Regions from separate parts of the Homo sapiens genome. Here region 1 is linked to region 2. Evidence: read pairs that join two places in POLR2A ChIA-PET (ENCODE). Cell type or tissue: OCI-LY7. All regions are shown on one strand.

What was found. Peaks named below come from ENCODE experiments on the same cell type or tissue, not always from the same donor. Only the 100,000 strongest peaks of a DNase experiment are listed, where the experiment ranks them.
Region 1: POLR2A ChIA-PET joins it to region 2 with 5 read pairs; 4 of 35 experiments call an interaction of 5 or more read pairs at or near these places.

Annotation. Positions count from the first base shown.
Region 1 is chrX:135,332,474-135,337,473 of GRCh38, reverse strand. The region is part of intron 1 of ZNF75D (zinc finger protein 75D); the gene reads left to right. Among named protein-coding and RNA genes, the nearest start is that of ZNF75D, 9.1 kb to the left of the region's middle. In OCI-LY7, no CTCF peak of the experiment used is centred here; no DNase peak of the experiment used is centred here.
Region 2 is chrX:136,867,876-136,872,875 of GRCh38, reverse strand. It overlaps a transcript of RBMX not described here. Among named protein-coding and RNA genes, the nearest start is that of SNORD61, 8.9 kb to the left of the region's middle. In OCI-LY7, no CTCF peak of the experiment used is centred here; no DNase peak of the experiment used is centred here; H3K27ac peaks cover 898 bases.

The DNA of each region.
Region 1 (5,000 bases), 1.5 Mb after region 2:
AAATGAATAAAAGTAAAAATTTGAGTGGTTCTCTCTGGATAATTGACATTATGGCAGTATAGTTCACTCTTTATTCTCTGCTTTATGCCATTATGAAATTATGAAACTAAAAGGCCTCTGCAGTAAGAAACCAGCTTTGTAATCAGAAAGAATGCACTTATTTTCAAATAAAATTAAAAACACAGGTTACAAAAACAAAGTAATAACAGTGTAATGACTGTAAGTTGAGAGAGAAAAAATTATATACATTGTATATATGTGTGTGTATACAAAGTAAGGACAAGAAGAAAATAAAGCAAAATATGAAAAGCATTTTGTTTAGATAGCAAGAAAAAAGTTAATTTTCCTTATCTTCATTTTCAACATACCTTTAATGAATATCTGTTTACCTGCCCCCACACGCAGATAAGTTCCATGTCATTCTAGGTGCTGTGGGGTTAAGGGCCCTCAGGCTACAGATAACACACACCTAGTTCCAATCGTGCCTCTGCAACTTACTAGCTGTGTGTCCTTGGGAAAGAACTTCAAGGACTTCTTTGCAGGTATCTGATTAGTGGAGGTCCCTAACAACTTAATGACATTGGCCAATGATTGAATGTAAAGCACAGAAATCACACTTGAAGAATAGTCTCACTGTCAAGGGATCCCCGAACAAAGGCTCCTGTGGTTTACAAACCTGGGAATAAGGAGAGGGGAAGGTCTGGAGTGAAAAAGTTCTGAGTACTGAGCCAGCATGGAGAAAGGTGTCTTGAAGATTTCTTTTCCTCTCTCCATAAGGAAGTTCAGGCAGAGGCACCAGGGCTAAAGGCCCCGGATAAGTGGGCTAGGAGTAGGGCTAGGGCTAGGAATGCAGATATAGGTAAGAGGATGGCTGCCTGGGTAGGGGACTGAGCCCTTGACTGCAGCTCCCTTTGGACAGTGCAGTGCATTGGCTGTGGACCACCTCTGATGTAAGGAGGGCAGCCTTTCACCCAGATCATGAGGGCTGCCTAAAAAGTCACTCATACGTTTTTGGCCAGGAGCCAGACTCCTCAGATATGGTTAGATATTTCATTCCATTTTCCTTTGAACATGTTCGTGCATATTATGTACCACAGTCTTTGTCTATTTGGGCTGCTATAACAAAATACCTTTGACTGGATAATTTATAAATAGCAGAAATTTATTGCTCACAGCTCTGGAGGTTGGGAGTCCAAAATCAAGGCACCAGCAGATTTGGTCTCTAGAGAGGCTTCACTCCTTGCTTCATAGATGGTGCCTTCTTGCTGCATCTTCACATGGCACAAATGGGTAGGGGACTCACTCAGGCCTCTTAAAAGGACACTAATCCCATTCCTGAGGGTACAGCCCTCATGAATTAATCTCTTCTCAAAGGCTCCACTTCTTAATACTATCACATTATTAGGTTCCAACATATGAATTATGTGGGGACAGGAATATTCAGACAGCAACCACAGTAACAAAAAGGTTACTTTTTCTTAATGAAGAAAACATAAGGATAGTATTTAATGATGCGAGTTTAGGTGGGAAGCAAAAACAAAAAAAGGATAAGTTGGTGATTACCATAAAATTCAGGATAGTGGTAACCTTTAAGAGGGAGGGAGAATATTGTGATTAAGAGGGGCCAGGTGTGAGATTTCAAAGTTGCTGGCAAGTTGTATTTATTTATTTGGATGGCAGTTCCAGGTTTTACTTGCGGTGGATCATTGAGCTGTGTATACCTGTGAAGTACTGGTTTATCCATACACACAGACATGCATATAGCACAATTATATATGAGTATATGTATGTGGGTGCTCAGGACTTGGAGGTGAAGTCTTTATATACCATGCCAGGGCAGGTAAAGCACAAGCTCAGCTTTTGATCTGTTTTCTTCTCCCAACACTCAGAACACAACTCACTCATCCTGCCAAGGAGAGTAAAAGGCTTCATCATTTCCTTGGATTTACCTTGAATGTTGATCCTAAGTCACCATAGCTGTGAGGTAGGGACAGTGTCCTGGAGACTAAATTGGCTAGAGGGGCAGAAGGGGAGTGAGAAGGCAACTTCAGGGAGGCATTAGGTAAGTCCTGGTGGTCGAGCTAGAGCAAGCCAGGAGAGCAGTGCCTCCCAGAGAAGGGGCATTCAGGAGCTGCTCCCCGTGATGCACTGGAATAGGGAAAGGGGATAGTCAGTACTCTCCATCGAACTTAGAAGAAGATCCCAAACCTTCTCAGATATAACAAGGTCCTAGGAGAAGTTGGCCCTGCCTACTTCTCCCAGTCTACCTCCTCTCAAACTTCAACCTCTCATCACTGCCCCAGCCATTCTGCCCTCCTGTTCTTTAATCCCCATGAGGTCCTTTACTCACACACATTCTTTTCTCAGACTGGGAAGTAAAAAGAAGTAGGTCCTTGCAGCAGTTGGGACTAGAGGGTTTGTAGAGTTGCTTGGGGTCAAAACAGAGGTTAGGGGTGAAGAGGATTTGGAAGGTGCTGCCACTGCTAAGAGGCCCAGGAGTAGCAGCATACAGGGAAGGTAAAGAGGTAAAGATTCTGGACCTCCAATCTTCTCTGGGCCATGTGCTCCCTCATAACTGTGGTCCTGGGGGTAAATGTGAGGTTAAAAAGAAAGTATTTCAGGCACTGGATTCCCTGGCACTAAGAAGAAATAGTATTAGCATGCACATGTATAATAAATATACATGACACACTGGGCGATGATCAGAGACCCTGCACTGGAATCATGCAGCTGTGTGTTATGATCATCGCCTAGAGCACAGGCCCCTCCATACACAGCAGGGAGCCCCTTCATCTTTTTTCCTTCAAGCTGGCACTAGCTTGAAGTGGAGTGAGAGAGAGTAGGGCAGCCCATAGAAAAGATGGAGGGAGAGGGGGTCCACCCCTTCCTGGTTTCATTCCTACTTCTTGTTCCTGTTCCTTTTCCTACCCCTAGAAGGCCGAGCAGTGGTGGGCATTGTGCTGCTTTCTTTGAGAGCCTTTGGGAATGATCAAGGATCTCCCTGCATATTTGGCATTGGTTCTTCAGGCACAGGACAACGGATGTTGGTCAAGCTCCACAGGAAGTGAACTTATCAGACTAGGACTGTAAGCCCCTAGACAAACCAAAGGAAACCAGAGGCCTGGAGGCATCCTAAGGCTGATGAGTGTGGACATGACTGGTCCTCTGGAGCAGGCCCAGGGAAGGGTCACTCTCTACCCCAACCTGGCCTGGGGGAATGGCATCATAGATTGCTTGGGGTAGAAAGTGACCCCTCCCACTATTATACCAAAAAATCATTTACAGATTTTCTCTTTTCCTTTCCGCCAAAATAGCAATTGGGTGGTTTTCAGGTTAAAGTCTTCAAGACAATATGCCTCTCCCATGGAACATATCCATGGTTCCATTAAATTAGAAACTGACAATGACCAATTGTTTCCTGTCCATTCTAAGCTGTTCAGGTTGCAGAACTGATAGCTGAGAAGGGGTGTTGAATAAGTAAGTAAACTGGATTATTAAGGGGGAATTTTAGTTTGCTGCTTCATAGCGATGAAAAGATGATTATTTCTGGAACTGAGGGGATTCACTGGGGTACCTCCTAGTACTCCTGTGTCCAGTTCTGATGTTCGTTGTAAAAGTGCTGCAATTCCATAATTATATCACCTCTAAAGACTGAGATTTTTTAGACTGATTTTTTTTGGGGGGAATTAAAACTTTGGTTGCCCCACCAGGTAAAGATCCACCAATATTTTGAGATTTTGGCAGAATTTGTTTTGCGGGAAGGTAGGTGGGATGATCTATTCTTTGTCCATCCCATGATATTGTGTAGGAAAATGTCTCATCAGCCTTAAGGTTACAATTTACAATTTAGATTTCAAGTGGGATTATGATAAAAAGTGACCTCACCCTATGATAATATAAGGGCTAATGGGACTTTGTGTGGTACCCTGTGCTAGGCAAAGGGTTCCTTCATCTGCTCAAAGCAACAGTGGGTGCTGGTTGTGGGAAAAGTGGTGGATTATTTTTTGTTATTCTCAGTTTGTTTAATCAGATATATCCTACTTCCTTCTCTATACTGCTCTGTTCCTCAGGTACTTGACACATAAAGGCTATATCACCTGGCCTTCCTTGCCCTCTGACTAGTGGGGCCAATGAGAGGCAGCAGGCATATGTATTTGGCCAATAAGAGGCAGCAGGCAGAAATTGAGGTGTGGAAGGAGAGAGTATTTCCATGACACAGAATAAAACACTCCAATCAGCCTCCGGTCCTGAGGTTCACCTGCACCAAGAATTTCTCTGTTAGGGTTACACATAACCTCCTCTAAGATCACTTAAGAATATTCTTCTTAGGAGAATCCCAGCCAAATTTTCTTTCTCTCTCTCTCTCTGCCTCTCTCTCTCTCTCTCTGCCAGTCACTCCCCTTTTGGATTTTTTACTTGTGATTCTGATTTCTGGAGCAACAAATCAAGCCCTCTCAGTGAACACTTAGAGACTACTTAATTTCCCCAGTAAGTTTGAGGTGAAGGGTACTTTCCTTCTGTAAACTTAGCATACTATACAACCTCCATGAAGTGGGGCTTCTCTGGTCTCCAGCCTACCCAGATTCTCCCATGTGTGTACATACTCTCACATGGGTGAATAGTGAGAGTTCATTCCACTGTTTGTGATTACCTTATTTACCAATTCTCTGTGGATGGACAGGTAACTGCCTGTGAGATGATGAGTAGTTGATATCAGTTTTTCTAGGAAGTCAGCCAAGTCTGAGACTAGATAGAGTACCAGTTGAACATCCTGCTACACTAGTTTGAATCTTTACTATCTTTGTATGTAACAAACTTGTCTTACTTAGTCCAATTGGGCTGCTATAACAAAACACCATAAACTGGGTAACATAATAAAAAGAAAGTCTATTGCTCCCAGTTCTGGAGGCTGGGCAGTCCAAGATCAAGATGCCAGCAGATTCAGTTCCTGGAGAGGGCTCACATCCGGGTTTATATAACAGTGCTTCCTCACATGGCAG
Region 2 (5,000 bases):
GGCTTAAGTTTGGGGTCCCCCTTTTTACCCCTGTAAGCCATTGCAAACTTGACATTTAGTTGGATGCCTGACTTGTTTTTAGTTCTATGAAACTACACTGTATGGAGAAAATCTATTGCAAGTGGTCTTTAAAAAGCAAAACCTGAGGCAGCATGACCCAGGTCCAGCCATGAAGTTGAAAAAGATGCTCTTGAATATAGTAAACTTGAAGACCTCCAACTAAAAATCCTTATACTGCACTTATTCCTTCAAATAAGTTTTGTTCGTTCAACTTATGGATTTAACGTGGCAGTGCACCATTGGAACAGAATGACAATCCATAAGCCATGCAACTTAACAATTTAAGCCATTCCAGTCCATCCCGAGCCAGTGAATCTTCCACCACTTAAGACAAATAGTAGAACATGAAATATATTAAGCTGCAAGTCTGAACTTGCCTTTTCTTTCTGGAAAAGAGGGCAGTAATAGGCAAGTTTTAAAAGAATTTCCTTAAGAGAGATAACTAGTTTTCATTTATTTAACTTTTGCAGGTTGGTGATTTTGCTCATTATGGTCGTGGAGTGCTGATTGATTCACAGTAGATAAAGCTGGCAGTAAGAAATGCTAAGGTAAGTGTTGAAAGCAATGGCCTTTGAAGGTTTAAATGTTGTGTAACTACCATTTAGTTTAGCTGTGACATTGGCAAGTTATTGTGGTCCTCACTTCATCTGTAAAAGAAAACGCTGCTTGGAATTGATGAAGTTAAGTGCTTTAATGTGTAGTGCCTGACACATTCATTGTGAATTTAGAGTGAGGTTACATTTCCGTGAGTCTGGCTCATTCATGAGATTATTCTTAGCTATTTTTGAACCCATAAAGCTTGCTTATAGCTCTTCATATGCAAGCATTCTCAACAAGGAAGTACACACGTAAGAAGTTTGCTCAGCTGGGCACCATGGCTCGTGCCTTTAATCCCAGGACTTTGGGAGGCCAAGGCGGGCAGACCATGAGGTCAGGAGTTCGAGACCAGTCTGGCAAACATGGTGAAACCTCATCTGTACTAGAAAAAAAAAAAAAAAAAAAAACACCGGGCGTGGTGGTGTGCGCCTGTAATCCCAGCTACTGGGGAGGCTGAGGCAGAATTGCTTGAACCCAGGAGGCAGAGGTTGCAGTGAGCCGAGATCACGCCATTGCACTCCAGCCTGGGCAACAGCAAGACCCTGTCTCAAGAAGAGGAAAAAAAAAATTTGCTCAGTGCATTTTGTAAAAGGATATACTTTCGTTGTTACTAGTTAGTGCTTGCTCATTTGCATAGCTACAATACAAATTGACTAAATGTGGAGTTAATGATGCAACTGTGGCTGCAAGCTCCCTGTTTAACATAATTTTATTGACATTGACATAATGACGACATAGTATGTAATTTCAATATTACCTTTTTTTTTTTTTTTTTGAGACGGAGTCTTGCTCTGTTGCCCAGGCTGGAGTGCAGTGGCGCGATCTCGGCTCACTGCAAGCTCTGCCTCCCGGGTTCACGCCATTCTCCTGTGCCTCAGCCTCCCCCAGTAGCTGGGACTACAGGTGCACACTGCCACGCCCGGCTGATTTTTTGTATTTTTAGTAGAGATGGGGTTTTACTGTGTTAGGATGGTCTCGATCTCCTGACCTTGTGATCTGCCTGCCTCGCCTCCCAAAGTGCTGGGATTATAGGCATGAGCCACCGCACCTGGCCGCCTATGGTTGATTTTTTAAGCTTGCGTGGTTTTTTTTTTTTCTTCTCTTCTGAGACAGTTTTGCACTTGTTGCCCAGGCTAGAGTGCAATGGTGTGATCTCAGCTCACTGCAACCTCTGCTTCCCAGGTTCAAGTGATTTTCCTGCCTCAGCTTTCCAAGTAGCTGGGATTACAGGTGCCTGCCACTATGTCGGTTATTATTATTATTATTATTTGTATTTTTAGTAGACAGGGTTTCACTGTTGGCCAGGCTGGTCTTGAACCCCTAACCTCAGGTGATCCGCCCGCCTCGACCTCCCAATGTGCTGAGATTATAGACGTGAGCCACTGCATGCGGCTTTCTTTTTTTTTCTTTTTTTCTTTTTCTTTTTTTTTTTTTGAGATGGCTTCTCAACTCACTGCCTCTCAGGTTCAAGCGATTCTCCTGCCTCAGACTCCCCAAGTAGCTGGGACTACGGGTGTGCACCACCGTGCCCGGCTAATCTTTGTACTTTTTGTAGAGACAGGGTTTCACTGTGTTGGCCAGGCTGGTCTCAAACTCCTGACCTTGAGTGATCTGCCTGTCTCGGCCTCCCAGTGTTGGGATTACAAGCGTGAGCCACTGCGCCTGCTTGCTTTTTAAAGCAGTTACTTTTATTTTCAGCTAAAGCAACAAAAAAGTATATATTTAAATGATAGTTTGGGGGGAAGTACTTTACAGTAAAACAAATACTATGTAACAGGATCCCATGTTTTTCATTTTACAGAGTTGTTGAAGCAGAAGGCGGCTGATTGTCAATAAGTCACTACAGTTGCATAAGCAGTGCTGTCAGAATTGGTTTGGTGCAGGCAATAGATTTTGCCTTCAGGGGTTCCTGTGGATCTGAGGAAGGCATCAGTGTTGATTAACACTCATAACTAGGGAGTGACTGGTAGTTACTTAAAGCAAGTAATTGACCAAATGGAAAAGGGGAAGTAATTAAGGAAATTGGTAAGTGGAGGTAGTCAGGAAGTTCTTGTGGTTCTTCACATAGATTTTACAGCTTTGGCTTTCATTTTGTTTAGCTAAAGTCATGGGGACAACTCTTCAATTTAGAACTTAAGTTGAATTATAAAAATGATGGATATAAGTGGTAGCTGTATCTAGTGAAGTGTCTGTCAGTAAGTGAAACATTTTTTGGTGGTGGCTTATCCACAAACAGTTTAGTTGTAGAATAAAACTTATGAGTGACATCTGGAAAGTAACCATGCTAAGATGGCAAGCACACTGGAAACAATTAGGCCACTTGGCTTTCTTTTGCTGTATTGTTTTATAAGCCTACTTTACCTCCCAGTCTTGGAAACAAGTTTTAGTTTTTTATTGGTTTGGAGACTAGAGCCAATAGTATAATGTTCTCAAAGGAAACAGACTTGAGTTGTTGGATTAGAGGAACTAACCCAACTTATATGATTTTTTTTTTGTTTTTGTCGTGTAGTTATGGCACTGTCTTATTTGGAACATTTGCAACTAGGGATAATACAACATTTTTAACTCTCATTTGACAACCTACTACTAATCACAGACCACAAGGGTAATGACCAAATTTATGTGGTTTTTGCACTCCATAGTTGTCTTAGCCCAATCTTTCTATACTCTTACGATTACTTGGGTTAACGCTTCTGTGAGGACCTTCTGGCTCTTGAGATACCCTAAATATTTAAGATATTTAGATATCTTGAAGATAGTATAGGATATAGAGATTGTACCAAATAGGAATATAAGGAGTATGTTAAAATGACCAGATACCTGTTTGATAGTTTACTGACCTAGCAGATGTGTGGAAAAGGAATCAGATCTTGATTCTTCTGGGTTTATACTGGTTGTAAAACAGAATGATACAGAAAATGTTTTCCTTGTTTAACTGGTAGTTGAACATAGAACTTGGGTATTATAGATCACTTTTCACTTTTTGGAATGTTTTGTATTGAAACTTAATAAAACTTTAACATGGCATCTTTTTTTGTGGCAAGGGGCTCTTCTTTACTTAGAAATTAGGGGTTTATGTTTTTAAATGTTTTTCCCATGTCCCCCTCCCCCAAACACTACCTCTGTTGCATTGATGGCACTTAATCAGTTTTGCATGGGAATGTCCAGAGTCATTGAGGCTGTTTTTGTGACTAGGCCTCCTTTATTGAGAGTGAGCTTCAGGGGGAATGTAGATGACTTCATTCAGTCCTCACCCTAAAAGTTAAATGGAAGCACAATCACACACCTAAGAAGCAGAGGCTAAATAAACCAGGAGTCAACTGTAGTGCTTTTATGTAATTCCTGCTTACCTCTTGGGGAAAAACAGGTCAGCAACAACTCAGTTGTGGCTGTGGATTCCAAATACTTTGGGTCAAGCAATGCATGTGATAATATGCTTCTGAATTTGCAGTTTTCAGTTTCTCTGCTTTACCTAGTGTCCTGTATATATCTGACTAGTTGATGTTCGTTTGTGTCTAAAACTGGGCATTGCATTTGGGTTATGTAGTCAGTTGAACAGAACTCAGCACATGGAGAAAGAATGCAGCTAAGCATTAAGATGGCAGAGAAAGCCCTAAGTATTGTCATTCTGTAAATAATCTCAGCTCTACACCTGTTTTTTTGGGGGGGTTTATTAATGAGATGGAGTCTCACCATGTCCCCCAGGCTGGAGTGCAGTGGCACCATCTCGGATCGCTGCAACCTCCGCCTCCCGGGTTCAAACGATTGTCCTACCTCAGCCTCCCAAGTAGCTGGGATTACGGGCGTGCGCCACCACACCCAGCTAATTTTTGTGTTTTAGTAGAGATGGGGTTGTCATCATGTTGGCCAGCCTGGTCTTGAACCTCCTGAACTCAAGTGATCTGCCCACCTTGGCCTCCCAAAGTGCTGGGATTACAGGTGTGAGCTACAACGCGCAGCCAGTTCTATACCTATTGTTCCAGGAAAACATCTCTCTACTCATCCCGTCAATACTTTATGTTGCACATGTCAGTATACTTCCTGAAAAGTAACTTGAACTTTTGTATCAATTAGTTCAACTTTAATCAATTTTTAAGATAACATTTAAATCTGAAATACTCAAGTATTAAGGGTACTGTTTTATGAACTGAGAAATGTATACTCTATCAATGATGGATAATTACCATCATCTCAAAGTACTTGAGTTTTAGCCGTGTATACATCAGTAGTTCCATGTTGCCGAGTATGGTATGCTTTCCCATTCATGGAAACCTGGGCCTTTTCTGGTTTTTGGCTTTCATGCATAAAGTTGCTATAAATGTTCTCACAGTAGCTTTTGTTTT